Linked DNA regions of Homo sapiens: region 1 is linked to region 2. The links are chromatin loops, found by intact Hi-C in ENCODE. Cell type or tissue: HCT116. All regions are shown on one strand.

The links. Hi-C counts contacts between places; a loop is a spot of excess contacts. Peaks named below come from ENCODE experiments on the same cell type or tissue, not always from the same donor. Only the 100,000 strongest peaks of a DNase experiment are listed, where the experiment ranks them.
Region 1: it touches region 2 in a loop (4-fold over the local background); 2 of 110 quality-filtered maps call a loop at or near these places.

The regions. Positions count from the first base shown.
Region 1 is chr14:88,188,342-88,190,841 of GRCh38, reverse strand. The region is part of intron 5 of KCNK10 (potassium two pore domain channel subfamily K member 10); the gene reads left to right. Among named protein-coding and RNA genes, the nearest start is that of KCNK10-AS1, 29 kb to the right of the region's middle. RefSeq lists enhancers at 357-526, 1,427-1,566 and a silencer at 1,247-1,326. In HCT116, a CTCF peak has its summit at 1,331 (motif pointing left); a DNase peak (open chromatin) is centred at 1,301.
Region 2 is chr14:89,011,715-89,014,214 of GRCh38, reverse strand. It overlaps LOC124903356 (a long non-coding RNA gene), which reads right to left and starts at 820. Exons shown (of 2, transcript XR_007064297.1): 1 at 656-820. In HCT116, a CTCF peak has its summit at 1,065; a DNase peak (open chromatin) is centred at 964.

The DNA of each region.
Region 1 (2,500 bases), 820 kb after region 2:
TGCTGAAGGCTCATCAATAGGGGCATGCGTGCCTCCCTGTTAATTTTATAATACAAATAACTGGCAGAGTGGTTTTGTAGCTCTTCCAATTGGGCAGACAAAGACTGAATTCCACTTTGTAGAAATAATAGGGTTTTTTTTCCCCTTCCTTTTTATTGGTTAAGGACTAAGAATTGCAAAGTGACTAAATTTAGTTTTTTTTAGCTTTTAACTAAAAATTGATTTTTAGTCAGTGTGACTAAAAATCATTTACAGAAAGCCTGTAGCCTGGGACTCTACCCATTTTCCCCTTACGCACAGTGCTCAACCATGGATGTCTAGTTAGTGGCCTCAAGCTCCGAAGAGAGACTGTACAGAGAAACTGAGAAAAGTAAGAGGAACAGTTATAGATGTATTCCAGTTAATCCCTTGGCATCATCCGTAGCCGGTCCGTGGGAAAACTCAGTGGTGTTTCCAATCTAAGGCAAACACATGTAGTGGCAGCTGGAATTTTGAACTATTTCACAAACATCTTTAAGTATCCAAAGCATAACCTGCAGTGGGTGGTGATTTAGAGCTCTCTGGGATAGCACTGGGCTGTCCTGAGGACTGTCTATTATAAGATACCTGTGACAGACACAGATCTCTAACCAATGGCTCAGTTCAGTCTGTTAATCTGAGGCACAAATAGCAGAGGCCTGGGAGTGAGATTTTTTAAGTGATGCTTTTATTATTTGTTATCTACCATGGACTGAGCACTTAGTACAAACTAGTACTTTACCTTATCTTTACTTACCTAGTAAGGGCACAACCTACACAGTCCCAGGCATCCACAGTTTTACTGCCCTTGTCAGTGATTACAGAGCCATATTTCCTTTGTCCTGAGGTTTCTGTAGACCACGGTCTCTTAAAAGTCACAGTGCTGACTGCAGTTAGGCCAGACCCCTTCCAAGCTCCAGTTTTCCGAGCTTACACAGACCAATCTGGAGAATGCATGCCTGAAAAGACTGGAAGTTTATCTCTATCTTTTGGTAACAGTCTGCGAGTGATAGGGAAGGTTGCCCAATCATTGGAAAACGATACATTAACAAGAGTTGATGGTTGCTGTGATTCGACATAGTATGAACTCTACTAGAAATGTAATCAGATCATTGATCCTGCAGGATTGATTGCTGATTTATTTTGCAGCTGACTCACTTTAGGACAGCCTTACAATATTTCGCAACTCTGTCTGGGAGCACACACAGAACTCCGAATCCAGATAAGCAGCTCATAAAGGGATACTTAGAAGGGTGTTGACTGCCTGCTTCATTGTTCCTTGTTCACTAGCGCACCCTAGTGACCATCTTTGCTGGGTAATAGTGACTTGCAAAGGTAAATATTTACTCCCAGATAGCCCACAGGAGAAAGCTACAGATTTCTCTGGCGTAGCACAGAAACGAAATGAACCTCAAAAACCACTTACTGGTGCGGGAACTCAGATCGTATCCTACAGCTCTAATGATGCAGGAGAGAGTTGTCTGAAAGGAAAAACCAAAAGCAGCTGCACCAAACCGAAGGGGGCTTGGCACAGAGAAGTTGGAATTCTAACGTTAAGAAGTGGCAGCAGCTGTCGAGCCTCATGGTCTGCTGCGCTGTGTTGCTGATTGGGTTTGAGCTTGTCGAGAGGAGCCACAGGTCACATTTCTTGCCCAGCTGCCTTTGCCGTAAGACTCAGTGGCGCTAGATGTGGTTACAACCTTGGTCTGGTGGGAAAGTCTGTAATCACTCATCACCTAATACGATAGTTACCAATCCATTGCTAGTATCTGTCATCTTAGAAATGGCCACTGCCTGCTTCCTTAGGCAATAGCGTTTCCCAGAGAGAGATTGAGGCTGATGTCCGTTATTTCCAGGAGCTTCCTCACTTCTTTAGGACGGTGGGTTGGGCTTGCAACCTGTTTTGCATGGCTGCCTCCAGCAGTGTCTGTAGGAAGGTTAGAATAAATAGGCTAATTATTCAGAATAAATGACTGGTCCTTTCAATGGAACAGCCAGTCAATGCAATCAGGCAACTGGCCAATTTGGTTTGATGGATTTTTACTGTAATCCTTATTTATAAAATAAAGGGATTGGCCTCAAAGGTCCCTTTTAGTTCTAGTTTATGGTGACTCTAATTACTCAGCCTAACTGACCCTTTGGAGTAGCACTATGTAAACACCATTCCTCAGTTAGCATTAAATCACTATTGCTTGCATCAAAATCCCAGTAATGCCATTAAAGCTAATTTTACTTTCACACATCCACTTGTCTCTTAGTAAATGTATGGGTGCTTAAGATGGAAATGGTTCCAAGAATTCCAAACCATAGGGGGTGATATGATTATATTTGATTTTTATTAAAATAAATTTAGAGAAGTTTAAGAAAAAACAATGACAACCAGGCCTGATCTGTTGTCCTGTAGTTCAGAGTTATTCATCCTTAACGCTCAGGTCAAGCATTAGTAGGTCAAGTTGGCCACTGGCGTTTTTTATTTCTGGTA
Region 2 (2,500 bases):
CTGCTCTGGGCCAAGCAGGTGAGCGTTCAGGGGAGTTAGCTCCCTAAACCACCTGTTAAAATAATCCTGGGCTCCTCCACATCCCCCTCTCTGGCAAGCAGATCGGGCCATGCAGCACGATGACAGTCTAATTATCCCAACCATCAGAAACGTCTTCTGTGTCTTTAATCTACCTTGACAATGCGGTGGTTTGTCATTTCTAGGTCTCTTAATTGGCTACATGATTGACACAATGTGGGGGGCTTTTTATTTTAAGAATTGAGGAAAGCCTATGCTTCAAAATTAGCTCAGTTACATGATGCCAGAGACCTAGTTTGCACCCCACATGGGCCAGAATCTGATTTTTGCAATCACTCTGATCCTAGGTAGCTAGCAAGAATGACGGAGCCAGAAAACCCAAGCCACTTTCTATGTATATTATTTACCTTTCCCCAAATATTTCCAGAACCCTGGGTTGACCTGACATTCCCTTTTGAAAATGTTGAGATAAAGACCTGTTGAGTTGCTTGGACAGATGTGCCTTGATACCCTGTTTTGTCTGGACTTTGTATTATTCATCAGAACTGTTGCAGCTGCAAGTGACAGAAATCTAATTAATTTCTTTTTCAGTTCATATAACTTAAAAGTCCAAGAGTTGAACTGCTTGCAGTCCTACCTGGATTTGAGTACTTTAACGGTGTGGACAGGGCTCTGTCATTTTCATTCCAACTCTCAGTCCTGCCTTCCTTCCAGGAAGTTCTTCTTTCCATGAGGTGGGAAAAAAAGTTCTGGCAGCGTCAGGCTCCATGACCCTAATAATCCACCATCCTGGAGAAAGAACATAACCTCCTTCTCAGGGTTCCTATTAGCCTAGCATCCATGGAAGGCTCTGATTGGTCCTGCTTTGGTCCTGCGGTCTTCTCAATCATTGGAGGTCGGAGAATGGAGTTTTGTGATTGGCCAGGTCCCATTCATGTGACCAGGAGGCTGAAGAAGGCGCTGTGATTGGCAGTCCCACCAGCACCACGTGAAATAGGGGAAGTGCATTTCCCCAAGGACAGAGGGCGCCAGCCGACCAAGGAAACAGACATCCTCCACACACAAGAAAATTGAAAATATTTCAGATCAATTCCCCACCTCCCCCTGAACTTTACAGAAAAGTTGTAGGAACCTGATCAGCTACTAAAAGATGGGTTTTGAAGCCCTTGAGAAAAAAAAGTGATAATAGAAAAAAAAAATCGAACTTTCAGATAGCCAGCCCATACGGGCGGGTTTCTGAAGGCAATCTAGACTTCTGAGACCTGCAGAGTCAGCCGGAAACCTGTGGTATAATGAATGTGTCCTAGGGCATCCCATGTGGCAGGGATGGTGACGGGCTTGAAAAAAGGAGTATTTTGCCAAATTTGGAAAAAAAAAAATCCTCCTTCTCTCCACATTTGCGTAAATAAGTGTGTTTTGCTCTCATTTGCTTTTCTGAGGATTCCCTGAGTTGATTCGAGGATGGTTTGTTGTGATTTAATCTATGTGGCTGCAACAGTTAATGTGTAAGCTCATTACTATATTTGTTCTCTCTTCTCCCACTGGGCAAATTTAGTTTGCCTTAATCTAACCACTTAGTGTAGTATGTGTACAGGTTAATCTTTACCACACATTCCTTTCATCCTGGTATTCTACGGCTTTTTACCTGCAGGATAAAGTATCACCTCCTCAACGTCTCAGTCTCTGCAATCTGTTCCCACTCTGTCCTTCCCGTGTTATCTCCCATAGCAGCTTTTTATTTCAGGCAGTCTTGTCTTCACAGAATGATTTCTTCACCTCTGAACCTCAGGTCATTCGATCTACAGAAATGCCGGCATATTGGAGGAGGAAGGGAAACGGCTTTGGGTATCGGCTCTACTGTGTACTAGTAACCTTGGGTAATTAGGATTAGGCTGTCAGCTAAGATTAGGATCTGTTCCATAAAAGAGGAGAACCAACAAGATAGGAGGTTGTTTCTCATTCACACAAAAGAAGTCTAGAGGTGAGCAATCCAAGGCTGATAGATAGGGTGTGTTTCCATGGGATTATCAGGGACCCAAGCTCTTAATTTTCCTTCTGTCTTTCTCGGCATGTGATCTTCACCCTCAAGGTCAACTCACGACCCCAAATAACTGCTAGTCGTCATATTTGAGTTCTAGGCCAGCTGCAGGAGAAAATAAAAGAGGACTAAAGAATAAGTATCATTCAGTTGATTCCCTTTAAGCAGCCTTCTTGGATGTCCCACAAAAAATATCTGCTTGCATTTTATTGGCCGGAAGTTGTAATGTGGCTATACTTAGCTAGGGAGGCTGGGAAATGTAGTTCTTTAGCGGAGTGTCTTGAATCAAATGAGTTTTGGGTTGTTCGGGAAGAAGAGAATTAATATTATATAGAAAAAAACCATTTTTAAAAAGTTTTATTGAGGTGTAATTCACATACCATACAATTCACTCATCTCATTTGAAGTGTACAATTCAGTGACCTTTAGTATATTCACATGTTT